2 separate regions of the Homo sapiens genome follow, and region 1 is linked to region 2. A link is a loop called in an ENCODE intact Hi-C map of the cell type or tissue named here. Cell type or tissue: chondrocyte. All regions are shown on one strand. Links, peaks and the distances in the headings refer to the core of each region. The heading gives the core; the rest is flanking DNA.

Region 1 (16,357 bases), core at 4,095-9,094, 51 kb after region 2:
CTGGATGTAATTGGAGACTATTATTCTAAGTGAAGTAACTCAGGAATGGAAAATCAAACATCATATGTTCTCACTCATAAGTGGGAGCTAAGCTATGAGGATGCAAAGGCATAAGAATGACACAATGGACTTTGGGGACTCGGGGAAAGAGTGGGAGGTGGGTGAGGGATAAAAAACTACAAATTGGGTTCAGTGTCCACTGCTCGGGTGATGGGTGCACCAAAATCTCACACATCACCACTAAAGAACTTATGTCACCAAATACCACCCAAAACCTATGGAAATAAAAAATTTAAAAAATAAAAATTAAAAAAAAAAAGAGTGACCCACAAGAACCAAGGAGTCTCAAGGGCCAGAGGAGGATGGGTGAGGCTACCATGGAGGCAACTGCATCCTGGGCTCACTCCTCAGCAAGGCAGCCAGGAGCCCAGCGAGGCCCACAGAGGGGCAAGACCCAGTGAGGCCTCTCAAGTGTGCCTGCCTGCTTTGCCAACAGGCAGCTCCCCTGGCCCAAATCCAGACCAGTCCTAAAGAACAGACCATTGCCTCTATGGACAGCTCCCAAAAAGAAGGCCCAACACAGCTTTGAGCTGTGACAGCCCTGGGCGCAGCGCCTTCCAGGGGCCTCTTCTGATAGCAGCCCGCGCACTGGGGAAAGCGCAGTGGGCCACGGAACCCTGACTGGTAAACAAATTAGGGCACCCAGATGGACTCGCAAAACTTGTCTTGTTGCATATTTGTTGGTGGCTCAGCACCCTGAGCCTAGGCATCCTCTGAGGAAGAGGCAGGGGAAGGAGAAGAAAAAGAGCATGGGCACCTGTGGCCTGCCTGCTTTGTGGGGGACCCTCTCGGTTCCCGTGGAATAAGGCACCATCCCATCTGAGGACGCGCTGGTAAAGGCCACTCACCTGTGCAAACTTGGGTTCCGAGAACAGGGTGTCTTCCCCATCGTCCTGCCTGACATCAGGAGATGGCAGCTTCCCCTCGAGCTGGGAGGGGGCAGCCTCGTGCAGTGCACTGCTGAAGGCCTGGACAGGCTGGGGTCTCTCACGTTCGGTGCTCACGTTGGGAAGAGGACGCTGCTCCTGACGGAGGGTGCTGGGCCTTTCCACCTTGGCCTCCCTGTCCTTCGGGGCAGGTTCCTGCCGGTAGCAGGGAGGCAAGACCTTTTCCCCCTTCTCCATGGACTTGATCTGGCTAGGGGTCAGCGACTGGAACTCGGCCTCAGGCCCCTCCCCTCGGGACCGCTCAGCATTGATCTTCCAGAATGACGCTTCCTCCTCCTTCCTGGTGGGGCCCAGGGCGTCCAGGCTGGAGGACCTGCTGCCTTGGGAGGACTTGAGGGCCTGGGAGCCCTGGGAAGCTTTGGACAGTGGTCTGGGCTCGCTGGCGGCGGTGCCGTTGCTCGGCTCCTGGATGGATAGGGCGGAGATACTGAACTCCATCTGACTCTAGGGTGGGACATGAGAAAGGACAGAAAAAAGAAAGAGATCCTGAGAATCGACCGTCACAAGTGTGCCAGCTCACGCACCCCTCCTCAGCATAAGGACGCACACCAGCCACACACGAGTTGTTGCCCATGTGCTGGAACTGTCTGTCCTGAGTGGTGGGTATGGTCAGGACTCCCATCGCACACCTGAAATGCATCAGAAGCTTAAATGCCAAGGCCGGGTGACAGAGTGTGGGTGGTGGTCCCCTCCCAAATCTCATGTCGAACTGTAATCCCCAGTGCTGGAGGTGAGGCCTCGTGGGAGGTGTCTGGATCACAGGGGCGGATGTTGTCTTCATGATGGTGACTTCATGGCTTGGTGCTGTCTTCATGATAGTGAGTCCTCATGAGATCTGGTCGTTTAAAAGGGTGTGGCACCTCCCCCTGACTCTCTCCCTCTTGCTCCTGCTCTGCCATGTGAGATACCTGCTCTCCTCCGCCTTCCACCATGAGCCACAGCCCCCTGAGGCCTCCCCAGAAGCCAAGCAGATGCCGATGCCATGTTTCCTGTGCAGCCCGCAGAACCGTGAGCCAATTAAACCTCCTCTCTTTATAAATTACCCAGTCTCAGGTATTTCTTTAAAACAACACAAGAACACACTGATACACTCCCTCATGCACTATGCTACATGCAGCTCAAGATATCTGAGTATTACCGATGAGTAAGGGCTCTCTGCCTGGTAAACAGGGCACCCTCCTGTCTCCTCCAGTGTGGTTCTAGCACCTTCCTGGCAGGTGACGACCCTCATTGGGAGGATAACGAGGAAAGGTGCACACTGCAACAAAAGGCCACATCGCAGCCAGGGTCAGAACCCAGCCTCAGATCACAAACACCCAGAGGGCAGGGCAGGGCCTGGCACCCATCACAGCCTATGCCCCACATCTGAGCACCCACAAAATGCTTTCCTTGATCTGGATGCTGCTAACCACAGTGATCTCTAAAAATGACACTGCTGAGCTGTTTTGACCAACAAAATCATTACATGGCAACCTAAACCTCCTCTTTGGAGTAGAATGTTGTCTTCCAAGCTCTGCAGAACAAGCAATTTGTAATCTCAATCATTTCTAAAATCAATTCTGAAGACTTCTCTCTTCCCTCACCATTTCTACTCCCTCATATTTCCCTGCCTCTTTCTAAAATAAATTAATACGCCAGATGTGGTGGCTCACGCCTATAATCCTAGCACTTTGGGAGGCTAAGGATAGAAAATCGCTTGAGCCCAGTTTGAGACCAGCCTGGGCAACAAGTGAGACCCCTTCTCTACTAAAAATTAAAAAAATTAAAAAAAAAAAAAAAAAAGGCCAGGCATGATGACACACGCCTGTGGTCCCCAGCTACTCAATATGCTGAGGTGGGAGGATTGCTTGAGCCTGGGAGGTCAAGGCTGCAGTGAGCCACGATTGCATCACTGCATTCCAGCCTGGGCAACAGAGCAAGACCCTGTCTCAAAAAATATACTAAAAATAGGCCAGGCACGATGGCTCACGCCTGTAATCCCAGCATTTTGGGAGGCGAGGCAGGCGGATCATCTGAGGTCAGGAGTTTCAGAGCAGCCTGACCAACATGGAGAAACCCCCTCTCTAATAAAAATACAAAATTAGCCAGGCGTGGTGGCAGGAGCCTGTAATCCCATCTACTCAGGAAGGCTGAGGCAGGAGAATCGCTTGAACCCGGGAAGTGGAGGTTGCGGTGAGCCAAGATCACGTCATTGCACTCCAGCCTGGGCAACAAGAATGAAACTCCATTTCAAAAAATAAAAGAAAAGAAAAGAACAAAGAAAATATACATTAAAAATAAATAAATAAAAGTAATAAAACTACATGACAGAAAGTTTGGGAAATAGAAAAAAGAAAAAGAATCAGTCACAACCCTTCCCTCCTCCCATAATCACTACTGCTTTTTGTTATTTCTATGTAACCATTTTCATATATGTGTTTTATGAGGCTGTAGTTCTGTTGGGCATGTGATTTGGGGTATTGCTTTTTCACTTAATCATAAGCATCATCCATGTTGCTGTATGGTCATGATAATCATTATTTTTAATGGTTGTAAAAATATTTCAGTAGCTGTCACACCACCTACTTAACCGTTTTCTTATTAACAGACAATTTGCTATTTCTAAGCCTTGTTGTTATAATTAAGGTTGCCATAAACATCTTCATGCATACAATCTTTTCCCCATTTTGGGTTAATTTCTTTAGACAGATTTCTAGAAGTGAAATATCAAAATACAAACAATTTAAACCTTTCCTTTTTATGGTTTTGGATGCATACTATCAAATCTGCTTTCTAGCAGCTGCCCCAATTTCTAATGCCACCAGATGTACATCAGAGTAGCATTTTTAGTCACTGAGTATAATAATTTAAAACTCCCTGTGCTAACTTAAGATACAAAACATGGTTCTTCATGCCTTTCATGCACAGTCTTTCACATAATCAATGGTCTGTTCAGTCCTTTAAGTTTCTGCAGACAGCAGCACTCTCCCAGGATTCTCGCCAATGGGCAGGTGCATATTTGTCAGGGCAAGGATGGAAATACTACTTTTCCTGTGTGAAGTGCAGGTCCTATACATAGAGAGCGGCACATGCTCTCTGAGTCTGAGATTTCTAAAAGTCCAGCTTCCGACGGCTAGATGTCTTCCCTCCAGCCTTGGGAGATGAGATCACGAGGCCATGAAGAATTCAAGTTTAAAACGCACGCCTAGGCTGCCCTGAAGCTCAGTGTTACAGGAAATAAAACCCATGGGCTGGACGCGGTGGCTCACGCCTGTAATCCCAGCACTTTGGAAGGCTGAAGCGGGCAGATCACGAGGTCAGAAGTTTGAGACCAGTCTGACCAACGTGGTGAAACCCCGTCTCTACTAAAAATATAAAAATCAGCCAGGCGGCCGGGCGCGGTGGCTCACGCCTGTAATCCCAGCACTTTGGGAGGCCGAGGCGGGCGGATCACGAGGTCAGGAGATCGAGACCATCCCGGCTAAAACGGTGAAACCCCGTCTCTACTAAAAATACAAAAAATTAGCCGGGCGCGGTGGCGGGCGCCTGTAGTCCCAGCTACTTGGGAGGCTGAGGCAGGAGAATGGCGTGAACCCGGGAGGCGAAGCTTGCAGTGAGCCGAAATCCCGCCACTGCACTCCAGCCTGGGCGACAGAGCGAGACTCCGTCTCAAAAAAAAAAAAAAAAAAAAAAAAAAATCAGCCGGGCATGGCGACGCATGCCTGTAATCCCAGCCACTCAGGAGGCTGAGGCAGGAGAATCGCTTGAACTCAGGAGGCAGAGGTTGCAGTGAGCCGAGATCGCGCCACTGCACTCCAGCCTGGGCAACAGAATGAGACTCTGTCTCAAAAAAAAAAAAAAGAAAAAAAAGAAACAGCCATCAAAGCATTGGTTCTCTGGTTAAAGACAATGTAGATTACTCAGTGTGCCTGATGTATCAGGACTGTTGTTTCTAAATTATTATTATTTTCATTCTACAAATGAGAAAATGGAGAATCGGAGTGATGAATTAAATTGTCCTAGGGTCACTAGCCCATTAGGAGATTGTGCAGCTGGGATTTCAACCTGGATTGAGAGATTCTAAGCCTGAATCCATGGCTGGGCATCCCTGCATTGCAAAACAACAGGTGGCCACCAGGTATGACATCCATGGAAGCTGCCGGGAGCAATGGACACAGTGGGATTTCTTTATGTATGTGTGTGATCTAATTTGATTTTAAAGGACTGTTTCTGAGTGGTGCATTCTGAATACTCTGCATATTTCCAAATTCCACAACAGAATACAGAAAGACTGTGGGATAGAGATGATAGTTTCTTGAAATAGGCAAATCACTAAAAATGGCTCAGAAGTGGGGCCCAACTCAGGGGACAAAGTTGACTTTGATCTGGAAATTGTAGTGTAAGGAAGGCACTTAAAACTGAGCACTTCATCAAACCCCAGGCTTTTTTAGGATCAGCAATTTCTACCATGGGTGTCCCTGCTAAGAAGCCTCTAGAAGGTGAGACAGAACTTCCTGTGTACGTGGAGGGCAGCAGTGGGCAGAGCCAGGGATGCTGGGGGGAAACGCCAGTCACAGTGGTTCCTGGGCTGCTTCAGGGGCGCTGCGGAAGGGAACCGGGCAGCACTTAGCTGGGTGTGACCTCCTCAAACAGAATGACAGAGGTCACTCCCAGCCCTGCTTGGGTAACAGGAGACCTGGAGACCTGGCAACAGCTCTTCAGAGGAGGGTGTCATCTGGCTAGAGAAGAGGGCTTTGCTGGCAGAAGCAGCTACCTAGTTTAGGGGGTCTGGAGGTGACTATGGGGAAGACAAGAACTTAACAAAGAAAAAAGTTCTAAGTCTTTTTCCCTATGTATGTGTATGCTGTTCATAATTTTGCAAATAACGTATAACTACAATCTCCTTTAACAAAACAGCCCTGATGATCTCATGAAGGCAGGGAGTAGAAGAAATAGATACTGCAGGCTGGGAAGGGTGTGTGGGTAGGAAGGGGATGAAGAGAGGTTGGCTAATGAGATAGAAGGAGTAAGTGTTTGCTCTAGTGTTCAACAGCAGAGCGGGGTGACTCCAGTTAAGTGTGTTGTGTATTTTGCAATAGCTATAAGAGAGGATGTAAAATGTTCCCAACACATAGAAATTAAAAATACTCGAAGTGATGGACACCCCAAATACCCTAACTTGAACATACAGTCTCTGATTTCACAAAATATCACATGTACCCTATCAATATTTCAAAATATTGTATATCGAAAAAAAACCTGCCCTTGTCCATCACCCTGCTGGGTGCTAGGCCTCTTCCCCACTGCTTTCCCCAAAGGAAAAGGGTTTGTCATCTAGAATTTCTAAACACAAACCTTTTGGGGTAGGGGAAGAATCTTTTTTCCTGTCTAGATCCGACTCTGCTCAGCTCTAAAAACTCCAGGAACTATAATAAAAACAGACTCTAGCAGGGCCAGGTGGGGGCCCAGGGGAGATCAAGCCCATCTCTCAGGAACTGCAGCCCATCCTGCCCAGGGACCTCATTCTACCCAGGGGGGACCTGTACTGGTATGTGTGCACACAGCACCAGGACAGAGCGAAAAGTGGCTCCAAGCTCATTTTCAAAGACACACCGACATGCAGACCATAGGAAGGCAGAGCCCCTTTTGCCATTTCAAAGTAAGTTTTACTGCTTTTTGCTTCGGTGACTCCACACTGTTGGCCACTCCCCATCTCTTCCAGTCCAGGGCACAGCCTAGACTTTCCTAGAACAAAAGTCCATTTTCTACAGGTGTGGAAAAAGAGCTGGGCTCTTGAGAAAGGAGGTCATGCCAGCCCTCTCCCACGGCACTGAGCAACAGGGAGCCAGGGCTGGCGGGAGGATGAGGCTCATGAAGGGGAGGAACCCATGGGCCATGGGACGCCAACTCATGGGCGCTGGCCACAGACAGAAAGCCGGGGTTTGGGGATGCAACTTAGTGGTCTTCTATAGTCTTTGAGACAGGGGAGATAGGAGAGTCCACAAGGAAGCCGTCCCTCCTGACGGCAACACTGACAGCCCAGCCTCAATGTCCCAAGTGCCCACGGAGGCTCTGCTGGGAGGACTCCCTCCAGCCAGGCCAGGGCTGGGCGTCAGTCACCCCATGCGGGGAACTGGGTCTCAGTTGGCCATGTCTGTTCTAAAAACAGAAGGACCACAACCGAGCCCAGTGTCTATTTTTAACGTCCCACTCACTGAAGAGGAATGTGTAATATTTCAGTAAAAGACGAGTGCAGGCTGCCAAAACTAACTGTTTGGCTTGGCAGCCTCGGACAGATCTAAATTGTTGAGACAAAGGCTACAGAAGCCTTGTCAGAAAAGATCATCATTTACTGGAGCAAATCCTAATACATTCACCAACCACTTAACATCTATTCTTCCCACCTCCCCTCCAAAGAGGGAAGAGGAGGAAGATGAGCAGGAGGATACTAAAAACCTTTAGAATCACAAATTTAGTAGAAGTGGCAGCTGACAGGGACAAACCCAGGGGCCCAAAGAGACGGGGCGTGAACGTAAGCAAACAAACATCCACCCCGTCAGCCTCTAAGGCAAAAAACACCAGCCAGGGAGAACTCAGCTGAGGCCCAACAGGAAATGGGTGCAGAGGTGCACCAGTCCCCAGGGTTGTCAAGGTTAAGGGACAAATAATTGTGTCTGCCATTCTGGGCTCATCATCTCACAGGGACAAAGACGCACCAACAAGGAATTCATCAGCATGATCCCCATTTTTCCTCTATCACAGTGCTTCCTAACGGTAACAGGGAAGAGGGTAACTCTGGAAGCTGCATAGGGCTTAAGAGCCCAGCACTGGGCTTAGGACTGCCTGGTTCACATCTTCACTTTATGCCATAGTTTCCTCATCTGTAAGGTGGGTTGCTGTGAGGATTACACTCTGCAATGCAGGGAGGGTGCTCAGCACAGACCCGGCACGTGGTGAGATTCCTGATTGGGACAACTGTTAAAAGAGGATTTGTGCTGAGTCTGGAGGGCAAGTGGGGCCTTCTCAGGTGGATAGGGGTCAGGGGACGGAGCAAAACACTGAGGTCCAAGAGAACATGGTCCCTGAGGTGGGTGAGAACAGAGCCTGTGGGATGGCAGTGCAGGGCTGAGGGCAGGGCTGAGCGAGTGACGCATCGTCCCACACACATGGAGAGCAGGGAAAGGCCAAGAGCAGGGGCACACAGGGGTCTGCTGTTGTCTCAGGAAGGGGTGAGGCACAGCCCAGAGGAAGGGCAGGAGGGAGGGAGGGGACTGCTGGGCAGAGATGGGGGTCTCGGTGAGAAGCACAGAGACCAAGTTGCGGGTGGGTGGATGCAGCCCCATGGTGTCCTGCCTCTCAGAAGCCCCGTGACTGGTAGTGAGGAGGAACCATTGAGCAGAGCCAATGAATCCTCTATGTCCAGGAACATCCTGCTGGAACAGCCCTTCTGTCCCACCATGGGCAGCAAAGCCCCGAAAGTCACAGATAGACCTGAGCTCCAATTGCTCTCCGCCCACTCGACCTGCCAGGCACCTGACCCCCTGCATCCCGGTGTCCTGACCCACAGCGTGAACAGGGACACCAGCCTCCCAAGGGTGAAAGAATTCAGAGTACACACACATCCCTATCATGGGCACAGCACAGAGGAAGGGCCTGTGCTCATAAATGCTTATGTATCTTCCCAAGGAGGCGTCTGGAAGGCTTCCCTACTCTGGGAATGATCTATATTAGCCCCCCAAGATCTTTTGATACCCATGAAATCAAGGAACCGATCCCCAGCCCAACCTACTTACTGCCCTAATAGGCAGCTGGACATCAGGTGAAGGAAGGGGGTAGCCAGAAAGGAGAAGCAGCCAGACAGCTTGGGGGAGGGGCAAGGCTGGGGACAGGGTCACAACGCCCAGCCAACCAAGAGCCCAGCCAACCAAGGCTGGGGATGGGGTCCCAAGAGCCCAGCCAACTTTGAAGCAGGGCCTGACCTGCCCCAAAGGCATTTTCTCCTCTGAATTCTCCAGCCCAGACCGCCTGGGGAATGTAAAGAATCCTCTCTCCACTCCCTGCCTCCTCCTGTCTGGAGCCTTCTAAGTGCTGAGTTTTTTCCTCTCGAAACAGCAGTAGCATGAGACAGGAATGCAACATTAGGTCCCCACTGGCCCCCTCTCCCCTGGCACGCCTGCCAAGCTGATAGATGAGTGGAAAAGATGACAATCACGACCACCCCCACCCTTCTGGGACAGGCAGGCCTCCCTTCTGTGATGGAAGAAGTCTGGGTAACAGAGGCACCACAGCCACGATCAGCCTCAGAGGAGGCAACCGAGGCAGGGTGGACAGGCTGGAAAACCAGGTGGGTGCACAGCTGCTACTGTGAGGCTGCAGCGAGCTCTCCTGATCAAAGCTGCGTTGCATGGGGGCAGCGACCACAGGTCCCAAGCACAACCGCAGCTCATTCTGTGGAGGTGGAATGGTCATGGGCTGGCCAAGAGAAAGGAACCCATACAGAGGTGCAGCAGTTGGGTGAGAAACCAAAAATCCCTGCGATTCTTAACTCTGCCCATGGCCATGACCTTGGGTCAGGCTTACCCTTGTGTAGGTAGATTCGTCAGGGGATGGAGAAGTCAGAGCTGGGCACTCTGCTGGCATCCACTAAATGTCTGTTGAACTGAATAGCTGAAGAAGGGCATGAGGTTACATCTACCCAACATGTGTACAAATTTGGGTTAAACGTATGGAGAAAATGACTGGAGTGACTCGGTGGCTATAGCTTTTGTGCTGAGTGAGATTTGCCACCAAACACAGCTGTCCACTCACTGAGCTGTTGTTCGAGCACAGAAGTGGCATATGCTCAACTCTGGGCCTGCAGCATAATGTCTGACATAAACGGGGTATACAATAAATATCTACTGGAAAAAAAAAATCAATGAATGATTTCAGAGACAGAAAATAGATGGTGGCTGCCATGGGCTAGTGAGAGTGGGGGGCAGTCATTCTTTAATGGGAACAGAGTTTCAGTCTTGCAAGATGAGTTCTGGAGGTGTGGATTAGCTTGACTTAATCATTCCACAATGTACACACGTATCAAAACATCTTGTTGTACATCATAAATATACACAATTTTTCATTTGTCAATTAAAAAGTAATAATTTTTAAAAAGAGTTCTCGAGATGGATGATGGTGATGTTTACACAAAAATGTGAATGTACTGAATGCCACCAGACTATACACATAAACATGATTAAGATGGAAAATTTTATGTTGTGTGTATTTTGCCACAATTAAAAATAAAACTTAAAAAAATCAATGAGTGATTAATTAAAAATGGAAAGAAATGGCCAAGGTTAACCAAGGAATGAATGACATCATACAATCTTAGATTTAAAATGGGTGCAAACTCTCTGCAGCTCTTCTATCAAGAGGTGCAATCTCTTTCCTCAAACATTGAATCTGGCCCAGCTTGTGCCTTGATTTGACCAGCAGAACAGAGCAGAAGTGATACTATGCAATTGCCCAGCCTAAGCTTCAAAAGAGTCCTCGTAGGCTTCCGTTCCCGCACACGGATCTCTCCACCTCTGTGTGAAGAAGTCCAGGCTGGCTTGCTGGAGACATGTGGCCCAGCTAACAGCCAGCACCAACCAGACACGTGAGCAAGGTTCTCAGAGCACCCAGCTCCCATCAGGCGATCAGATGACACATAAGTGATCCCAGGCAAGGCCAACGGAAGAACAGTCCAGCTGAGCCCTGCTCCGATCATTGACCCACACAATCATGAGCACATAAAATGCTGCTTCAAGCCATTAAGTTTGTTATGCATCTATAGAGAACTGATAGAGTGAGGAAGGCATCAGTTGAGAGGTAACAAGAAATGGGGTCCAAGTCTCCCTCCAGTCCTGCAATTGGAGATTAGGGGGTCCTACCTTCACTAAAGCCACCTCCTGTTTGTGGCTCTCCAATGAAGATCTTATAAGCCTTTAAGTCCTAAGAAGAGTTTGGCAAATCTCTTCAAGCAGGATGGCAGGGCACTCCAGGGTTAAGACAAAGGAGGAATGAGTGATGGGCTTTTTAAAACTCGGCACTGCCTAGTGAAGAAGGAGGAAGGGACAGCTCCCTTGCTCTCTGAGATACGCTCTATTTTGCCCCTAGACGTTTCTAATAGTAAACTATAGTAAGTCTGACCTCGAGAGATCAAACAGGAAGGTGAGGACACAGAGTGAGCCCAACAGTTTGTGAAACAAACTGGAACTCTAATCTAACAGGAGTATGAAATGAAACTGCCAACTCTGAGCTATGAAGACTACACTTTACTAAAAGGATGCAATTTCTGATGGGTGACACATATTAACCAGATTTTAGCAAGCTTCCTCAACTTACACTGGTTCCTAAGGGACCAGATATGCTGGCATCTGTGGACAATGAGCCTCTCAGCACAAGTGTGATTCAAGTGGACTGTACTTGCTCTCTTTTTTCTCGAGATCTTCGCCAGGCACCTGTTTCCCACTCTGGCCCCAGCAGCTGTGCTTGTATCAGTGGCCACTCCAGGAGCTGCACCACCTTGTCCCAGAATGTCATTTATGCCAAGTTAATAAAAGATGAAATGTCCTGTCCCACAAATAGCTGATTCAGGAACATTTAACAAGCTAAATTCTTAAGAGAACAGATGTTCTCGTGGGGAACATGATGAGCTTAGGTCTTAGGACACTTTAACTATTTTTTACTTTCCTTTGCCTTTATCACTATGATATCTTCAAATATAGACCCAGTCCAGGAAAATCTGCACTGCTTTCTGGGTCACCATACCCAAGGCTGCTCATTTCCAACACACAGAGAATCTATCTGGCTATTACCACTAGATATCATCTATAGGATTAGTACTTCTCACAATTACCCATTTTGGGAGCCCATAGAAGAGGAATATTGAGGGCCCTGGCTAAGAATCAATGTAATGATGCACTTTTTACCCACTTATGACTTCCTTTGCAATGTCAGTAGACACAGGATCCAGTGTTGGATTTAGAAGCTATTCCAATTGCAGGCGGCTCCTTAACATCTTGTGCTCTCTCCCAAGACAGTGCTGGTCACCCCTGCAACCCGTACCCGATCCCTAGGGAGACTACATTAATGCCATGCCTTCCCCAAAACCACCTCTTAACTCTAACACTCATCTCAATTGTCCCACGCTCCCACGCCCTGAGGCCAGCTCACTTCACCCAGGGCAATCGGCAATAGCTTACTAAATACTGTCTGTGTGCCAAGAACAGTGTCAGCTGTCCTTGTGTCCATCTGAACCCTTGGGCAATATTTCATTTTAAGACACAGTCGCCAACATGAGGGCCTCTCAGGGTCCTTCATGAACCACTCTGGCCCACCCTCCTCATAGGTCTCCTGCTGGGATGAGGGCTCTGATCAGCAATGATGTGGACAAGTGAAAAACCAAAAAACAAGTGCCTTGAGGTATCAGTATTTAAAAACCCTGATCTGCCCAGCAGTCCGAGCCCTATTCCAGGCTCACCACCGTCTCTGTCTGTAACACACTCTCATGACGTAAAGAACCCTCCAACACACATCACCAAATGTTCCAGAATTCAGAAAATCTTGGTCTTTTATTTCTGTCCCTTGGGTTAAAGACACCTGTCTTTTAGTCATTTTGCTTATGAATGTACTTCTACTGGGGCAACTTAGGAGATGGGGAAAATGAATTAAAATCAGTGAAGCTTGATGCTCTTAAGCAACTCTGGTGATGATGATGATAATGATGAGAAGAAGAATGACTGGGAGACAGAATTAGTGATCCACGTTGGGATGAATTAGCTAAATGGATGTCTATGTCTATCAATCAGCTCGTCACCTCCCATTTGCTCAAAGCTTTGTCTTATGGGGCATCTCCCATCAAGGTGCTAAGTGCTGGGAACCAGAGGTATGAGCAGAGACAGGGCCCCCAAGAGGGCTGGCCCCCTTAACCAAGCTGGCCGGGAGTCCTAGACAATGGGCATCATGGGGCGTCATTGGACCCTGGCAGAAAGCACTACTACTTTGAACTCACTATCACCAAACCACACACAATAGTTTCCTAATTCCTCACCATGCTCCTCCCATCCCCTCCTTTTCTACCAACAATGGACACATCCCCTGCAGCCTGGCAGTCAGGGGGCTGTCTTCTGAGTCCATCAAATGCTGAAAGAAAAATATACAACTACTCAGTTCTTTTTAAAAGAACAAATAGATCTAAATTTAATCCAACTTACCTTTGTTTCCCAGGAGAAAGGGGCAGAGTGCTCATCTTGCCAAGTTAGATCCTGAAATAAAAAATCGAGAATAAGTCTGAAATTCAAACCCAGACATACCCCATGCAAATATCCACCCAGGACCGTGGGGGAACCAAAACTTAGGAATAATCCCAACTCCTGGCTCTAAACAAGCCTGATGCTTTGACACTCTCAATATAATGCGCTGACCGTCTTGATCAGATTGCTCCCTCATCTTTCCCGCTGAGGCTGCCAGACACTCCCCTCCCCAGCCAAACAGACAACAGGGAATGCCGGTGAGGCCCCCCAATGGACTCAGACAGATGAGATGAGTAGGAGTGGATGAGGGCTTGATGGTCTCAGCAGAATCAGGCACAGACTCAGCCCTGAACAATGATTAGCTGTGTGGCCATGGGAAGATGACTCAGCCTTTTTGAGCCTCAGTTTTCTCATTTGTAAAAGCAAAATGATACTTCCCTTGCAGGGCTGTTGTAAGGATTAAATGAGGTAATCTGGGAAAAGAACGCCAAGCCATAATCTGCCAGTCAATGCCAATACAGGAGCTCCCCTCCTCCCCAACAGGCCTACCAGAGAGCTCGAGGGCATGGATCAGCAGAATCAATGAAGAAAAACGCCAATGTAATCCATGTGACTAATTATAACAAGAACTCTGAAATCACTCCCCACCCCCACCAAACAGAACAGGACAGAAAGAGCCCTATAGAACAATCACTACGAATTTGACCTTGGATCCAGTATGTTTTGTTCACTGGCCTGCACAAATGACTTGGGGAAGCCACCTTTCCTTATATCCCACCCTCTACCCGCAGTTATTCCTGTGCTAGCAAATGTCTCATCTGTGTCCAGCTTCGATTGGGTAACTTTTGTTTGTTTGTTGGTTTGTTTTAAGAGATGGGGTCCCAGTATGTTGGCCAGGCTGGACGCAAACTCCTGGGCTCAAGGGATGCTCCTGCCTTGGGTGTCCAGAGCAGCTGGGACTACAGGTGTGCACCATGTCTGACTGCTTCTACTGGGAGCATATTTTCAGAACAAAAAATCAGGACACATTGGGTGATACAGGCTAAAATGGGATAAAATATTTTAAACGGAGATCATATCCATATCTCCCCAAAACTCCAGGTGATTTATGTCCTTCCGTAAGTATCCCTGGATAACTGTCTTCTTCCCACCCATAGGTACACCGACTCTGCGCCCCTAAGTCAAGGGTCTGGCTTCCCTCTCCTCTACAGGGCAAACCAGTTCTGCCCACAGACCCTCTTCTTTCAGCTTTTGACAGAGCCTCCGCCACCCTAGCTTAGCCTCAGACACTGGGGGCAAATGCCAGGGCCCACGCAGGGGGAGTGCCTCACCAACACATAAGTGTACACATTCAGCCTTCCAGACCCCGAGTGTGCGTTCTCTGTGCAGACGCCTCCTAACATGAACAGCCAGTGGGAGGTCAGTCTTTGAACTCAAATAACGAAGGCATGCCAGGGTCTGGGCAGCTGAAGGCCTATTCCCAAGAAGCGGGGACAGGGAAGGAAGTGTGTGATGACTCCCCAGCACAGCCCAAGCACGGCCAACCCTAGATGACAGGGGCAACACAGCAGGGCCTTTGTCCGCTTCTCTATCCCAAGTGCCCGGAAGACTCAGCGACTGCCCGTAGCGGACGCTTACTCACTCTTTGAGAATATGTGAATAAACAAACTCTGCACAAGCCCGGATCCTTTCACAGGTTGATTTTCCCCCACAATCACCCGCTCCCAACACTCACACTCCCCCAAGACTTCCCAATGTGGGGGCACAGGCTCTTCACAGCTCTTGGCCCCAGGAGGAAGAGCCAGCCATCAACAGGGTAGAGATCTGGTTCTGTGTCCTGATGGCTGTGCTGTGTGCCTTGGCTCTGTGCAGTAGAGGCTGGTACATTTGTGGCACAAATACTTCACATATGCTGGGGATAAAGAGCAAGGAAAACCCAGAGAGGAGACTGTCAAAAGGCCAGAATCCAGGTCTTTATTTTCCCAGGACAGCATATAAAAGGACTAAATATATTTATATCAGGAAAAAAAACACCACTAACAAAGATACTAGGTATAAATATTAAGAATTACAAAAGTGAGGGAAAAGCCCTACAAACTGGGTTAAGCTGCATTAAAGTGTATCAAACAGTCAGTTCTGAGAACCACATAGTGTGTGCAACTAATGACCATGTGCACAGTAAGATGACCCCCATCCTCAGAGTGTTACAGTCACTGTCCTGTAATGGTATTTGCTTATGATCCTGACTTCTGAACTGATTGGTATGCAGTGCCTCATGGCTGTCAAGCAAAACCTTTAAAAATGAGAGGAACCACTGCCTTTTTGTTTGGAATTTCAGTTAAACTCAAGTCACTTCCCAATGCACAAACTTCATTCCTCCAAAAATGGAAATGGATGCCTGGAGGAATGTGAGTTACCAAGGCTTTGTGATTAGATGTCTCCTAGCAGAGGCAGAGGGCCAGCCTTCAGCTCTAGGGGGCTCCTTGTCCACGTCTCTGTGTGCATGCTAGGGGTACAGTTGAGCTAAATAACCAAAGTCCCTAAAATCCTCAGAACCCTCTGAGTTCCGTTTAGAAGCAATCAAACCAAGAAGGGCTTTGTTTTCACATGGGAAAAATAAAAGAGGCTGATGGAATGTAAGTATCATTTATTCTAGTTAATCATTCATTAACTCTTCGTGAATAAATGATCTCTGCACAAGCCTGGATATTTTCACAGGTTGATTTTCCTCCCCAGCCTCCACACCCCACACTCACACACCCCCTAAGACTTCACCGGCTCTTCACAGCTCTTAGTTCCAGGAGGAAGAACCGGCCATCCACAGGGTAGAGTAGAGATCCAGCTTTGGATCTTTCGAAAAAGGTAAATGGAAATCAACTGGCAAAGGTGCTCCTTCCATCCAGAATCAGACAGGCCACTGGCCACCCAAATGGAAAGAGGAAGTGCATGAACACCTGCGGGGCAGGCAGAGGGCAGGACCACTGACTGGCCAGGGTGGGGCATGATGGAGCTGGACTCCCCTGTTACTCGATATGATTCTAAATATTAATTATATACCTTAAGTCCCTTTGAAATCTGCAAAGATTAAAATAATAA
Region 2 (16,357 bases), core at 5,967-10,966:
TAATTCTAAATCAACTCCTAGGTCTTAAAAATAGGACCATATTCTCAGGTCCTCTGATTTCAAGATTCCCTGGGGTAAGCCCCAGATGCGGGACTATTTTAAAGCTCTGCAGGTGGTTCTACTGTACAGAGGAAGACTCAGTCTGGTTTTCCCAAACTGCCTCCAACATAGGAATCATCTGAGGAGCTTAGGACAATTCCAGGAGTTGGTTCTGACCCTCAGGGAAGCTGGGAAACCACTGCCTTGCCCTGCCCAGCTTTTCATGCGCTTTCCTGGGTTGGGATGTCTCTCAAGTTAGGCTCTCTCCTAGTTGGGCTGGCATGTCCCTAAAACATGTGACATATGAGACACATAGCTGCAGCTACACAGGAGATAGGTACATCTGCCCACAGCAGGGTCCTGAAGGCTGGTCTGTCACTGGAGCCAAATGAAGCTCAGAACTGATTTAAAACAAAAATAAACTATAAAAGAAGGTGCCAAGGGCTATAACAAACAATTGTCTCCACTTCAACAGGACATGGAGGTGACAGCAGAGGAACTTGAGTATGTTTTAAATGCTGTGCTGCAAAAGAGTAAGTGCCAACCCCATCGGGGTCCTGGGGCACCTATGGAGGGACAAGCGACCACACTGCCTGGGTCCCCTCCCTGCTCCTCCGAGCCGCAGATCTGCTTCCCAGGGCTGATTTGTAGGTAGACTTTAAAAATAGCTTTCATTGTTTGTTTTCCTGATTCCAAAAACGATGCAGGTTTATAGTAGAAAATTCTTAAAAATGCAGAAAAGCCTAATGACAAAGATAGTCACAAATGATCTCACCACCATAAATAACCACTCTTAACATATGTGTATCTGCATGTATGTACATGTGTGTCATATGCGTAGACATATAATGTTAGAATGTTTCATCACTCCAACAAGAAACCCTTTACCCATTAACAGTGTTAACCCTGTACCCATTTCCCCCAGCCCCAGGCAACCACTCATCTACTTTCTCTATAGATTCTATTTACATATTCTGAATATTTTATATAAAAGGAATCATAGGCCGGGTGCGGTGGCTCACGCCTGTAATCCCAGCACTTTGGGAGGCCGAGACAGGCGGATCACCTAGGTCAGGAGTTCAAGACCAGCCTGGTCAACATGGTGAAACCCCATCTCTACTAAAAATAAACACACACACACACAATCAGCCAGGTGTGGTTGTGGGCACCTGTAATCCCAGCTGCTCGGGAAGCTGTGGCAGGAGAATTGCTTAAACCTGGGAGGTGGAGTTTGCAGTGAACCAAGATCACACCGTTGCACTCCAGGCTGGGCAACAGAGCAATACTCCGTTTCAGGGGGAAAAAAAGGAATCATACAATATGTGGTCCTTTCTGACTGGCTTTTCTCACATGGTGTGATGTTTTCCAGGTCCATCCATGCTGTAGCATGTATCAATGTCTCATTCCTTCTTACAGCCAGACAACATTCCATCGTATGGATGGGCCCTGTTCTGTTTATTCATTCATCTATTGGTGGCCACGTGGGTTGTTACCGGTTTTTGGTCATTATGAATAATGCAACTGTAAACACTCCTATACAAGTTTTTTGGGTGGGCATGTGTTTTTACTTCTCCTGGGTATATAGTTATGAGGATGGTTCCATCACAATGCAACAGTCTATGGTTACATGGTGGCATAACCATCCTCTTAATTATATGTTTAGTTAAGAGGATTGCTTAACTCTATGTTTAATGTTTTTAAAAACTATCCAACTGTTTTCTAAAGTGACTATTTCACATTTTCACCAGCAGCAGTATGGGAGTACAAATTTCTCCAACAAATTTAAATCCTGCCATTAAATATGCTGCAAAAACATGATTCCTAAGGGTCGTATAATACTTCATTATATAGACATAGCCTAAGGTATTGACCATGCCTCTCTATTGGTCATTATTTCACTTCCAAATTTTTGCCACTATAAATAATATGATGACAAAAATCTTCATATGTTATTCTTTGCTCGGGGTTCTTAGAACTAGAATAAATGGATGAAGGCGTATTCCCACTTTTATTGCTTTTTTCACATTTAGCCAATTTTCCTTCTGAAAGGTCATGTTAACTTCTACTCCTACCAGCATCATAAGAGAGTAGCCACATCACAGCCCCCAACAGCCCTGGATTTAGCCACATTATTGGGCTTTCAGCAGATGGGTACATAGGTTTATCTTATCGGGTCAACTGAATTCAGCTTTCATGTGCAATTTCAGAAAAGGACATCAAATTCAAGAAGCTAAGCCTGATCTCCTGTAAAAACATCATTTCCCTGATGGACGTATCCTTCCAAATATTTGAGCAGAAATAGACATGGATCCTGGGCTTTAAGCACAGTAGAGTAATCTTCAATAGTGCAGACTCTCCAAGAACATGACATCCTTAGCCAGCAGAATAGTCTTCTTCACAGAAAATAACCCAAAGCTGGGGGACCCCCATGCTGAAATTGGATCAGAATCAAGATGCACAAGACTGCCTAGTGGTGGGGGTGGGGAGCTTTTGAAGGGACTTGGGGGTCTTCTTGCCACTTTGGGATCCCATCCAAGGGAACAGAGTTCTGTTTTTGTGAACTTTCCGGGACCACCCCCATTCCACTTCTGCCGTTTCCCCTCTTCAGAGATTTGTGGTTTAATCATTAAAACCACTTCCCCAGGGCCCCAAACCTGTGCACCCAGGCCAGCCCATCGGCCCTCCCCCTCTGCAGTCCCAGAGCTGAGGTCCCACGAGGAGCCTCAGGTTGAAACACTGCTCATGTCTCCCTTAACCCACATGGCACAGACCAGCGGCAATGGGAAGCTGGAGTTTGATGAATTCAAAGTGTTCTGGGACAAGCTGAAGCAGTGGATTGTATGTAACCTGGAGCAGGGCTTGGCCTCTGGGGGACCCAGTGAACCTAGAGCAGAGGGGATTTAAAATGGTGCAGCAGGCTGCAGGCTATAGGCTAGAGGAATTGTATTCGGACAGGGGAGAAGGGAAAACAGCATCATGCTATTCCGATGCTTACGGGAGTACCACCGTGCTTCCACCCAAGACGAAAAGGAAGACAAAAGGGAGACCGACTTCTTTTGGAAGGCCCAGTCCAACTGTGGCCTCTGCGGCCCCTAGAGGGTAGCTCCCCCGGGCTGGCTGTCACCCATTTACTGCCATCAGCGATGCCTTTCAGGCACGCTCCTTCTCAAGGCTTCTGCTCTCCACCCTTTAGAACCTTTTCCTTCGGTTTGATGCTGACAAGTCCGGCACCATGTCTACCTATGAACTACGGACTGCACTGAAAGCTGCAGGTAAAGAAAAGACTGGAGTACAGGTGGCTGACTGCATGCCAGGTACTGCCTGTGGGCAACCTGAGCAGATGGCAGGTCTTCTCTCTGCTGCCCAGGAGGTGGGCCTCTGAGCCCAGTTGGTGATTCTTAAGGTCACGGCCCTTGGAGTGGTGGCACCAGGGTTCAGACCCAGGACTCACTTCCTGACACCAGGGCCCTCATTTTAAACCACTGTGAACATTGGTAGAAACTTTTTAAATGTATCTGCTAAAAATGAACTTGGCCTGCCCTCTGGAGGCCTCATAGCCTCTGACCATGTTTTCTGGCCCAGTACTTAACACATGGCTCTTTGGTGGCAAGCTGCAGTGATTCCAAACTTCTCATTTCTGCTCTCAGATGGTTGTTATCGTGGATGAGACAGAGCATGCAGCACCCATGGTTTGGGGTCCGCACGTCCCTCTGCCACCTGTGGCCCTGTCCCGGGTTTTATCAGCATCAGACTCTGAATCCAAAATGGATGACTGCATCATAGTTTATACCCTGCTCCCTTACCCAAAGGCTGGGCTCCAGGTGGCATTTCCCACTCTTGTCCGGTGCTGGATGGCTGTCGGCATCTCTGTGGTCCCATGTCCTGCACACACAACCGTAGTTTCCACGAGCGCTCTGCAGACCTCCCGCCTGCCGGGCTGCCTGCGCTTCTCACCAAGCACACCTCACAGATAGGGGCCTCCTGAACCTTTTAAAGTGGTTCTCTCCCAGGGAAAGCAAAATCTGGAAACATGTCCAGGCTCAGGCCTGATAAAAGGATGAAGTATACACAGCCAGGACCATCTCGGGTCCTATGTGAGGGAGAAGAAAATCAGATGATTTATAAATGAGCAAAGTGCCAGGCTGAGAAGGGGCGCCTGATTTTCTTAGGGGATGATGACTCTGTTTCCATGGTAGGAGGAGGAACTGAGCAGGGGACAAAGGGAGCACTCAGAGAGGAGGGGCATGGCTGTGTCTTTCCTACCCTGACGTGGTGTGGGGAGAATCGCCCCTCATCCCCCTCCTCTAGCCCCAAACATCAGGATTCTGGCCAAGGCTGGCAGCCAGCACTGCCGTGCAGGCTCCAGGGACTCTGTGCTCTGTGTCTGACCTGCCTGCTCCTCTGCTGGAATTAGGAAGAAGCAGAAAGACCCTGGGTGGATTTCTGAACAATCCTGTGAACACCTCCTAGAAAGTGAACATGTAGACAAAAATGAAAGGGGGAAAGAAATCACTTCTAAGGGCACTAATTAGAAATCAAAGCACTGGCCAGGTGTGGTGGCTCACACCTGTAATGCTAGCACTTTGGGAGGCCTAGGTGGGTGGATCATGAGGTCAGGAGTTTGAGATCAGCCTGGCCAACATGATGAAACCCCGCCTCTACTAAAAATACAAAATTAACCAGTTGTGGTGGCAGGTGCCTGTAGTCCCAGCTACTCAGGAGGCTGCAGCAGAAGAATCACTTGAAATCAGAAGGCAGAAGTTGCACTGAGCCGAGATTGCACCACTGCACTCCAGCCTGGGCAACAAGAGTGAAACTCCATCTCAAAAAAAAAAATCTAAATATCAAATCCAGAAGGAAGTTCACTTTGTCTAAACTCCTCATTTGACAATGAGGAAACCAAAGCCCAGAGAACTGAACCCATATGCCACGGCTGGAGCAGTGCCAGGGCTCAGATCCAAGCCTCCTGGCTATAGCCTGTCATTCTTCCCCCATCGTGGATGTGTAGGAATGGGCCCTGGCAGAGTATCATTCTCCGTGGGCAGCAGCATCCCCTCCAAGAAACTTTCTAGGGCCACAGCTGGAAGTGACCTGAGACATAGAACGCGAGGGGAGGCTGGTGTAGGAATGAACTTGGGGCTCAGACACCACCCAGTGTTAAGTTCCCCCAAACAAAGCTTCCTGTAAAGTCAGCGAGACTCTATGGGTGATGTTAGCATCAAAATTAAGATCACAAACTCGCTAAACTCAGAAGCCATTAAACACAGAAAGCACGCCTGAGAGTCCCCCGCACACTCGCCCCTGCACCACAGATTCACACTCTCACGCTGCATTCACACCAAGGGCAGCAGTCCCACTGGGTCTGGGGACCCCAGCTTTGAGGAGTGAAACAGTGGCTTCCTCTTCTGAGCCCTCTCCTCAGCTGCCTGGGAGCTCCCTCAAAGGTGCAGACTCACCTCGGGGCTCGGATACAGCGAGTCCTGGGTCTCCTCCTTTGTCCCCACAGGCTTTCAGCTGAGCAGCCACCTCCTGCAGCTGATTGTGCTCAGGTATGCGGATGAGGAGCTCCAGCTGGACTTCGATGACTTCCTCAACTGCCTGGTCCGGCTGGAGAATGCGAGCCGTAAGTGTCCAGCGAGGCTGAGGGTGCACCTCGGGGTGGCATCTTCAGTCACCCTCCATGAGCGCATGAGAAACAGCCTGGTTAAAGTAATGGCAAAGATAGACCACAGAGAGCCATGGTCTGATGTGTGTGGACCCATGGGCCTGTGCGGTTAGCTAAGGAGCAGAATGTGCCAGCCTCCCCTGCAGCACGTTTCTTAGCATCGCCTTTCTTTATACATTCACAGTGCCTCTGTGGGAGGATGATGGGCTGGGGCAGGTTTGTGCCTTGTGTTTGAGGAAAGGTTCAATTGCAGGTCAAATCCCATCATAGCATATAGAAACAGGAGAGTCTCAGTCCCCCTTCCTCCCCCCTTCCCCGCCCTGTAAGCCCTAGACATTGACCCAGTTATCTCAAATAAGATTTGTTACACCACAAATAGAGAGGGATTATGTGCCCGTGCGCTTCAGTGTTTGCAGTTTATTGTCATAGCCATCCTGCCCCTCAAAGGTGGTTTTGAAGGTGAGGCTGAGTGAAGCATGTCCAGGGCCTGTAACTCAGTACTGGAGTGGCTATGAGGACATGCCCTGTGTGCAGGTGCCAAAGGACCCGTGCCCTCAAGGGTGCCTCGTGCTTGGTTTAATGTTCTGGCGTTTCCATCTTGAAAGTCTTCACAACTTAGGAGCAGGGGGCCCCGCATTTCCATTTTGTCCTGCTTGGTATTTTCTAATCTATGTTCCATAGGCCACTTCGAGGTATGAATACTTGATTAAAAAAAAAAAAAAGGCAGGGGGCTGGGCACAGTGGCTCACGCCTGTAATCCCAGCACTTTGGGAGGTTGAGGCAGTTGGATCGTGAGGTCAGGAGCTCGAGACCAGCTCATAGCGAAACTTTGTCTCTACTAAAAATACAAAAAATTAGTCAAATGTGGTGGTATGCACCTGTAATCCCAGCTACTCGGGAGGCTGAGGCAGGAGAACCCCTTGAACCTGGGAGGTGGAGGTTGCAGTGAGCTGAGGTTTGCCACTGCACTCCAGCCTGGGCAACAGTGGGAGACTCCATCTCAAAAATATAAATAAATAAATAAATAAATAAATAAATAAATAAATAAATAATAAAATTAAATTAAATTAAAATAAAAAGGTGAGGGCTGTGACCCTTGGTTATCAGCATGATAGCTCCCTCTGCTTCTTTGGTAATAGAACACTAATTACTTGCCTGAAGCACAGCCCCTCTAGACTCTAAGCTCCAGGAGAGCCGTAATTTCTGGACAATCAATGAGTATGTGTTGATTAAGGAATGATGAGAGAAAATCAGAGACAGACCAGCAGGCCCCAAAGGGTCTAGTATATCAAGCCAGGAAGCCGGCTTTCCCTAAGGGGTTACTGGTAGCTAGTGAGAGGTGCATTCTAGAAAGACCCCTCCTGAAACAGAATCCGTTATTAGACTTACAGGGTGGTCAGAGCTGACCCTAGAAATAATGAGATTTGCTAGTTTCTCTTCTCTCCATTGCTCTTTCCCTTTCTAAACCACCCAGGTGTAATCCTTCCCAGAACGGGGGGTGGGAGTGCCTCAGCTTTTCTTATAGTAGAGGAATATTAGGGTGAAGACCCTTTAGGCTTAACACCATCCACTCTGGCATCCTCACATTAGATTTGCCTGGAGAACTTTTAGAATTACCAAGGATGGAGCTTTGCTGCAGTATTATTTTAACTTTTTATTGTAAGAATGTCAACCCTCCAGTTAGATATAAAGAATCATAATAGGTTCCCATGCACTCCACATCAGCACTTCTCAAACTTCGCTGTACATTACAATCTCCAGGGGTGCCTAAAGAAATGCTGATGACCAGGCTGCACAGTTGACCAATTCTGTTAGAATCTCAGGGGTGGCACACAGCATTGGGAGTTACGCAAATTCGCCAGGTGTTTCCAGACCTTTACACCCAACCTCAACAATTACCATCTTGCTAACTTTTCCCTTGTGCTCCCGCAACACATACATTTTCCCCCTAAATAATTTAATAGCAGATCTCAGAAACTCTGTCCATTCATCTGAGTATCTCCAGCTGATAGACTTGTTTTTAGCATCATCTTCATACCATTTGCACACCTAACGAAATTCTCAGCAAACCCTCAACATTCTCTAGTGCCCGGTTCATGCCCAAGTCTTCCAGGCCACCTTTTTACAGTTGCTTGGTTGACTCAGGATCCACACAAGACCCAGTCACCATGTTTGGTTGTTGGGTCTCTTCCATTTCTTGTGTCCAGTGATGGTCCCCCACCCCGCTTTGGGTTGTATTATTAAAGCTACCCGAGAGATTCTCAAGTGAAGCCAGGGCTGATTGGCTCGACCTCGTCTTCTGAAGGTGAGGAGGCTGAGGCCCCAAGAGGGCAGTGACTTGCTCAGGTGCACTCAGGTCACTACACCATGCGGTAGACCCAGCCCCCAGCTCAGTGCTGGCACGCTCTCCTGTGCCACTCTGTCCTCTGACAGCACCCACGGCACCTTCCTACAAGGGCGAGACTAACAACTTTCAGATTCATGCAAAACTTTACGTGCGTGTGCTTTTTTTCTGGGGCCTATGGATTTCAAGGGCCCTGTACCCCCCAGAAGGTTAAGATAGGGGCGTTGCTTTGGCTCCAGGAGCTGCTGGCCGGCTGACTGGCTTAGGTGACCACTGGCTTGCTACAGGACTGGATGCCTCCATCCGTTCAGAGAAGTTCACCTTCAGCCCGCCCTTGATGAGAGTCCCATCGCCGCCCTTGATGAAAGTCCTTGTTTACCACCAGATGGAGCAGCTTCCCCACAGGCTCCACTGGAAGGCCCTTTGGTCGCTGGGAAACAAACTTGGTAAAGGAATTGTCTTTAAAAGGATGCCTTTCCCCCTTCTCTCCTATCAGGGGTGTTCCAGGCTCTCAGTACAAAGAACAAGGAGTTCATTCATCTCAATATAAATGAGGTATGGCCAATCCAGACCCTCTGCTCAGGGACCCAGCTGGGGCCCAGCAGAGTCCACGCTGCATAGATGTTTGCCGAATGCTTGATTTCATGCAAGGGCTGACATCTAGCTGTGGGAGTGATTATAACAAAATAGCTAATATTTTTGAGATACTATTTATCAAGTAATCAATTAAGCCATTACAATAATTCTGTGAGCTAAGTACCAATAGTATCCCCATTTTGCAGGGTGGAAACTGAGGCATAGAGAGATTAATCACCTTGACTTGAGTGAGTGAGCAGACTCTGCCTTCTTGTCCTTCTCTTCCTTCTGTCATTTGGGTAACTTAGCCTGCCTGCCTTCCAGCTGCCAGTTTGCTCACTCTCCCTTGCTCATGTTGTCCCGTGGTTCCCATGACACTCCCCCAGACTCCAATAAGTACAAAACTGGCCAGTTACCGGGGCCATTGTAGCAATGACGGGGGTGGGAGACCATGGGTCTGAGTGTCAGAGGTATGGGAGAAGGATTCCAGGGGGTTTCAATCACCCTCTCCCCAGAGGATCCCAGTGGACCCATCTGCTCACAGGGAGGTCCATGGGCCAGCAGCAGCATAGGCATCACTTAGGAGAGAGCGTTGGAAATGCAGAGTGCCAGGCCCTGCCCCAGACCTGCTGAATGGAAGTCGTCTTTCACAGGACCCCACTGATTCCTGTGCACATGAAGCTTGGGAACGCTCTTGAGACATTCTCCTGCCCAAAGGCAGAGGGGAAACTGTGGAGCAGTTTCCTTCAATGGTTCTGTAATTTTTATCTCCCTTTTCCTTCTTTCCCTCCCTGTATCTTTCTTTCCAGGTCTGCTTTCTCTTCTACCTAACAACTCTGAAGCCAGGCAGCCTGTGGCTCCTCCCCAGTCTCTGGAGTTTCTCCTCTCCACCAATTTCCATACTCACAGTCACAGCCAGCTCATTTCCAAATTCATTAGTAACTTTGGGTTTGGATAACATTTAATTGAATATTTCAAGATGAAGAGGTTGATGACAGTATGTGTTTTAGAGGATTGTACCTCCTCCCCTCTTTTGTGCTCTGATTTCGATTAAGCAGGCTGCTCGGTGCCTCAGTTTAACCATTTACAGAAAGAGACATAGGCCTTAATATTACACCCAAAGCTTTGCTTTATAATAATATCATATAATTTGGCAATTATGTTGACTCACCACTAATTTTCTCAAGTGTGTATCTCAGATCCCTGGACGCATTATTATTTCATTGAGCCAATTACGTATTATTACGGTGAGCCAAATGGGGATACTATTGGTACTTAGCTCACAGAATTATTGTAATGGCTTAATTGATTACTTCATAAATAGTATCTCAAAAATATTAGCTATTTTGTTATAATCACTCCCACAGAAACTAGGCATTTTTCTTCTCTAGTTTTGTCTTTCAACTTCAGCATGTAGGACACATGTAATAACTATACCTCCTTTGATCAATCCAAGATTCCAAAGAAAGATGTGCACACACAAATTATTCTTTTATGAAAATAAGAGGAAGCTGGGCATGGTGGTGTGCACCTGCAGTCCCAGCTATTTGGGAGGCCTAGGCGGGAGGATTGCTTGAGGCCAGGGGTTTGAGCATGCAGTGAGCTATGATCTCGCCACTGCACTCCAGCCTGGAAGAGAGTGATAGCAAGACCCTGTCTCTTAAAAAAGAAAGGAATTTGTAATCCCAGCACTCTGGGAGGCTGAGGCGGGTGAATCACGAGGTCAGGAGATCGAGACCATCCTGGCTAACACGGTGAAACCCCATCTCTACTAAAAATACAAAAAATTAGCCTGGCATGGTGGCGGGCGCCTGTAGTCCCAGCTACTCGGGAGGCTGAGGCAGGAGAATGGCATGAACCCGGGAGGTGGAGCTTACAGTGAGCCAAGATTGTGCCACTGCACTCCAGCCTGGGCGACAGAGTGAGACTCCATCAAAAGAAAGAAGGAAAGAAGGAAAAGAAAGAAAAGAAAGAAAAATAAGAAAGAAAGAAGAAAGAAAGAAAGAAAGAAAGAAAGAAAGAAAGAAAGAAAGAAAGAAAGAAAGAAAGAAAGAAAGAAAGAAAGGAAAAACAAGAGAGACCCCTAGGTCCACCTTTATTTATCATTTACTTTAAGGTAAATGATAAGTAATGTCACTAAAAAACATGAGGAAGTGTGATGGCTGCCCCTGGTCCATGGTGGAAGGAGACAGTGGGAAGGTTTGTTACTCAGCGGCCCCCTGGCTAGTCAAAGGCTCCAGAGCACCAGCAGTGTGGAGGAAGTATTCCAGTGCTGCAGCTTCAAGGTAGAAGTGTGGACACCTCTAACGCAAGTGTCCACAGGTGTAGGGGCTGGAATAGGCTCCTGCCCTGCCCCATATCATCACCCTGCAGTACAACAGTGAAAACCATTGCATTCTCTCCCTCTAAACCTACCATCTTTACATCTGGCTGCATGTTAGCATCACCTGGGGAGATTTAAAAATCCTGATACCCCAGCCACTCCCTAGATCAATTAAATCTGAATCTCTGGAGGTGAGGCCCAAGCATTGTTTTTCTTTAATCCCCTTGGTGAGTCCAGTGTGCAGCCAGGTCTGAAGTATCCATGTTTTAAAGTCCCTCTCCTTTTCCCCTGACCCATCCTAGGAAGCAACAGGAGATTTTCCTGGCTGAGTTGGCCTCACCTGCAATCACTTTCCTAAAAAGGCCTGTGCACCTTTCATTACAGTAGCTCTCATACTATATACACTGTGCCCAGGAAGGAGGACAGAGAAGGGAGAAAAAAACCATCTCATATAATCACGTTGCCCCAAGTCACCATGCTGTAATAAACAAGCTGTTGGGAAGGAGGAGGCAGGGTGGACTCGGGAGAGAAAATGAGGAGGAATTCCATGCTACTTCTCCTTCAGCTCACTTGTAACACCCCCCAGCTATGGAACCTGCTTCCACTTCCTGCAGCCCCTCCAGGGTGGAGGGCCACCTCTCTCCCAAAGGTGAGAGGACCCCTCATCAACAAGGAAAAGTCACTTAATACTGCCCTGCCCAAGATGCTTCAGCGAGGCTGTCCTCTTAACAGGGAGAAAGCACATTTTCCCGTCTCTGTCTTACCAACTGTGCTTGATATGAGCTCACTTGGAAAGGACTCAGGTCCTCCAGAAAATGTCAAGTGCTGAGAATTCATTTATTTTCTTTAAATGGTTTCCTGCTGAGACAGACATCCAAGTTGGCAGGCAAAATGATCAAATAGCAGATCTCCTGTGATATCAGCAAACTGGGGCCACTCCTGAGGCTGAGGCTGGAAGGGACATGGAAGGACAACGACCCCTCATCTCTCTCTCTCTCTTCCCAGTTCATCCATTTGACAATGAACATCTGAGGCTGCCTTGTAGAGATGCAGCCTGCCCAGCTGAATCTTGGCTTCTGGACCTTGACCTTCAGAACTTCTCTTGGTGTGGAACCATTACGCCCAGGGTTCACTCCCCTCTCATCGTCCGGCCTTCTCCCTTCATCTTGATCTGGGAAGAATGAAATGAACTCAGCTACACTCTCTGATTTTGTGCTACTCCTTTGTAAAGTCACTGCCTTAAGGGGGCTGATGGCGCCACCTGTGCCTTACATCCAGGTTCAGGCATCACTAGCTTTCCCACACTCTACTTTCCTTATTTCCTTCCATTAAGAATTACTCAGAGTTCTAACGCACAGAATCCTGACTTCCATGTAGCTCCAGTCATTGTGATCAGACATCCTTTATAAAACATGTTTTTATAAATGTGTATGTGGAATAAGATGAGGAGGAAAAGGAGTGAGGTCATAATTTAGCATTTCTGCATCATAAGTGTGCTTCCTTATCAGGGAAGACATCAGGTAGTTCCGATAATTGGACAAGAGTGGATCTCCGATAAGAGTGGATCAAGGTGACAATCTCTACCTCCTCCTACGAGAGGTGGTAACTAAAACAGTCACTATCCAGTCCAGACATTCTTTGTGTCTGAAGACTTTGGGTCAGAAAAGCTGAATGATATTATTTCTTCTCAAGGAGTCCAGATTCTGGTGAGGTTTGATCTTACTCATCCCCAACATGATGGGGGAAAACAGACCCGAGAATCCTCATTATAGCTCACTAGTGCTGAACAGGAGTATCCACTGAACTAGAATAATGGGAGGTAACATGAGAAGATACTGGCTCAATACATGCCAAGCCCCACATTCTTACTGGTACACTTGTGGCAGATGAGGTGGAGGATGGGAGCGGGAGATACCGAGAGGGAAAGAGGGAGAATGGCTGGGATGAAGATCAAGTTAGAAGTGGAGGCTGAGCATGGTGGCTTACACCTGTAATCCCAGCACTTTGTGAGGCCAAGGTGGGAGGATCACCTGAGGTCAGGAGTTCAAGACCAGCCTGGCCAACATGGCAAAACCCAATCTCTACTAAAAATACAAAAATTAGCTGGGCGTGGTGGCGGGTGCCTGTAATCCCAGCTACTCAGGATGCCGAGGCAGGAGAATCACTTGAACCCAGGAGGCAGAGGTTGCAGCCTGGCGACAAGAGCGAGACTCAGTCTCAAAAAAAAAAGAAGTGGAGCTTCATCAGAACCCTGTCCCTGATCGTGGCCAAGGTACCATGATCTTCTCCTTTACCTTCCAGCCCTTCCCTGGGTTCACGCAGCAGTGGATGCAGGACAAGAGCCCTCTCTCAGGAGCAGGCTTAGGACCAAGGCTCTGTGCTGGGGCACGCCAGTACAACCCCAGACATGCCATCTCCTGTGCTCGGCCTGTGCCCACTCTCATCGATGCACACTGCTGCCATATTGTTTGTTAGATGTCGTGAACACTAGCCCTGCTCACAGGTAAAACTTGGAAGGGGACTCACCATATGAGCTTCTTTGTCTAGTGTCACTCCCACAGGGTGCCTTTAGGCCTTTATGTCCAGGAGCACATAACTGTCTCTCACTGATTTTTCCTCTGCTTGAAAGGTACCCAGGAAATGAAGTTTATGAACTGGGCGTCCTGTTTTCTTTCCATCCATATGTCCCTGGGAAAGTTATTAAACTCTCTGAGACTTAGTTTCCTCCACTCACAAGGATGGTAATTTCTGCCTCACTGAGATCTTATGATGAATAAATGAAATTGTAAGTAGAAGGTGCCAGGCACAGTACTTGACACATAACAGGCCCTCAGTGCAACTAAGGCCCACTGTTGTGAACCAGTGTTTTCTTAAATGTCTAAAAGAGTTACATACTATCACATGCTTTCGGTTTACCTCTGTTCTTCATTGCAAGAATCCAAGAATTATAGAACCAGTCTTGAAGGAGAGTTCAATAGAGCTCTACAGACTATTATATGATCATGAGTTGAGAACAAAAAAAAGTGTATGAATTTAGCTTCTATTTGTTTCTGAATTACATGGTCTGATACTGACACCCAGAAACAAAGGAAGATGTTTCACATGCATGAGTTTGATTAACTATAATTAAAGTGATTTTGTAGCTTATAATTCAAACCAACAGCTTTTGAGTGTGAAAGGAATAATATTAGTTATTACACCAGGACAATAGATGTAAACTGGAGCTGTCCTAGGAAAATTGCGATTTATGGCCATTCACATTATGTCTATCACCACCTGCATAATATATGCTTTAGGTCTTGGCACCAAAATATTCGTGCCCTACTACCTTTAAATTAAACAGTGGCTGGGCATGGTGGCTCACGCCTGTAATCCCAGCACTTTCAGAGGTCAAGGCGAGCAGATCACGAGGTCAGGAGTTCGTGACCAGCCTGGTCAATGTGGTGAAACCCCATCTCTGCTAAAAATACAAAAATCAGCTGGGTGTAGTGGTGCGTGCCTGTAGTCCCAGCTACTCAGGAGGCTGAGGCAGAAGAATCGCTTGAACCCAGGAGGTGGAGGTTGCAGTGAGCCAAGATCGTGCCACTGCTCTCCAGCCTGAGGGACAGAGCAAGACTCCATCTCAAAAAAATAAAAAATACAAAAAAAAAAAGAGAGAGAGAAAACAAAATAACTGGGTGTGGTGGTGCATGCCTGTAATCACAGCTACTAGGGAGGCTGAAGCAGGATAATTGCTTGAACCCAGGAGGCGGAGGTTGCAGTGAGCCGAGATCGTGCCACTGCACTCCAGCCTGGGTGACAGAACGAGACTTTCTCAAAAATAAAAATAAAAATAAATTAATTAAACAATAGTATACACAAGCTATCTAACGCTACTGCTTCACACCAAAATCACATGAAATACAAAGAGATACACACCTAGACACATCAAAGTCAAACTGTTGGGAAAAAAAGAGAAAATCTGAAAAGCAGCTTGAGAAAAATGACTCATCATGAACAGGGAACAATGCAATTAGCAACTGACTTCTCATCAGAAATGACAGACGACAGAAGGCAGTAGAATGACATTCCAAGTGCCAAAGGAAAAATCTTTCAATCAAGAATTCTGTTTTTCCACTAGAACTGCAAAAATGAAAGCACAATAAAGATATTCCCAGTTAAACAAAGACTGAGAGAATTCATTATTAGCTGACCTGCCACTGGAAAAATATTAAAGGATGTATTTCAGGGTGAAAGGAAATAAAACTAGATGAGACTGTGGATCTGTAGAAAGAAATGAAGAGCACTCAAAAGGATATCTGTGGGTAAATGTAAAAGACTATATAAACGTGTTATCTTCCATTCTAATTTTGTTTGAAGACATTAGATTATATAAAGCATTAATTATTGTACTATGTTGTTGGATTTATAACAATAGAGAGATATATTATAAAGGAGAGAGGAAGAAACAAAGTATTGTAGCAATATTTCTATATTTTCTTAGAATTAAGTCAGTATTACCTCAGGTAATGATATTAGATATTAGATGGTTATAAATTAAGATGCAGATTGTAATCTACAGAGCAACCACTAAGAAAATAACTCAAAAATACAGTAAGATAGCAGAGGAATCAAAGCAGAATACTTAAAAAAAATGTTTAGCACAAAAGCCGTAAGGGAAGAACAGATTTTAAAAATAAGACATAGAAACAAAATGGCATACCTTAATCCAGCCATGCTGATAATAATATTAAATATGAATAAAAACTACAATCAAAAGGCAGTGATTGTCAAAATGGATAAAAAAGCAAGATTCAATTGTACACTATCTACAAGAGATACTTCATACAAAAAGACAAAAGTTGGAAGTAAAAGGATGAAAAAGAGAGTACCATGCAAATACTGGCAATAAGAGAGCTTGAGTGCCTACATCAATATCTGAGAAAATAAAATTTAAGACAAGAAATATTATTAGAGAGAAGAAATGATATTACAGTATCATAAAGGGTCAATACATTAGGAATATATAATAATTACAAGTGTGATGGTACCTAATAGTAGAGTCTCAAAATTATGAAGCAAAAATTGATATAATTGAAAGAAGAAACAGATTATTCAGACTTAACAATTATAGTTAGAGAGTTCAATAACCCATTTTTAATAACTGATAGGACAACTATTCAGAAAATTAACAAGGAAATAGAAGACATGAACAACACTATCAACCAACTTGACTAACTGACATTTATAGAATACTTTACCCTCAAGTAATGAATACACATTTTTTCAAAAGCACATGGAACTTTCTCCAGGTTAGACCATATACTAGACCATAAAACTAATTTTTAATATATTTAAAAGAATTTAAATCACTCAGAGTATGTTCTCCAGCCACAAAGGAATTAAATTAGAAACAAAAATAAGTTTGGGA

Evidence for each region. A loop is a pair of places that touch in the nucleus more often than their neighbours do. Peaks named below come from ENCODE experiments on the same cell type or tissue, not always from the same donor. Only the 100,000 strongest peaks of a DNase experiment are listed, where the experiment ranks them.
Region 1: it touches region 2 in a loop (5-fold over the local background); 8 of 110 quality-filtered maps call a loop at or near these places.

The regions. Positions count from the first base shown.
Region 1 is chr1:230,842,446-230,858,802 of GRCh38, forward strand. C1orf198 (chromosome 1 open reading frame 198) reads right to left here. Exons shown (of 4, transcript NM_032800.3): 2 at 13,223-13,273; 3 at 909-1,451. Among named protein-coding and RNA genes, the nearest start is that of C1orf198, 18 kb to the right of the region's middle. RefSeq lists enhancers at 6,332-9,790, 12,797-13,996. In chondrocyte, for the core only: a CTCF peak has its summit at 8,949; DNase peaks (open chromatin) are centred at 7,083 and 8,923.
Region 2 is chr1:230,789,618-230,805,974 of GRCh38, forward strand. It overlaps CAPN9 (calpain 9), which reads left to right. Exons shown (of 20, transcript NM_006615.3): 14 at 515-572; 15 at 2,247-2,311; 16 at 2,809-2,877; 17 at 3,233-3,311; 18 at 5,546-5,662; 19 at 8,545-8,603; 20 at 11,953-12,372. The coding sequence ends at 11,979. CAPN9-AS1 (CAPN9 antisense RNA 1) reads right to left here and starts at 5,594. Exons shown (of 2, transcript XR_001738518.2): 1 at 5,496-5,594. It overlaps LOC124904546 (a long non-coding RNA gene), which reads right to left. Exons shown (of 2, transcript XR_007066937.1): 2 at 11,766-12,118. In chondrocyte, for the core only: CTCF peaks have their summits at 8,445 (motif pointing right) and 8,680; no DNase peak of the experiment used is centred there.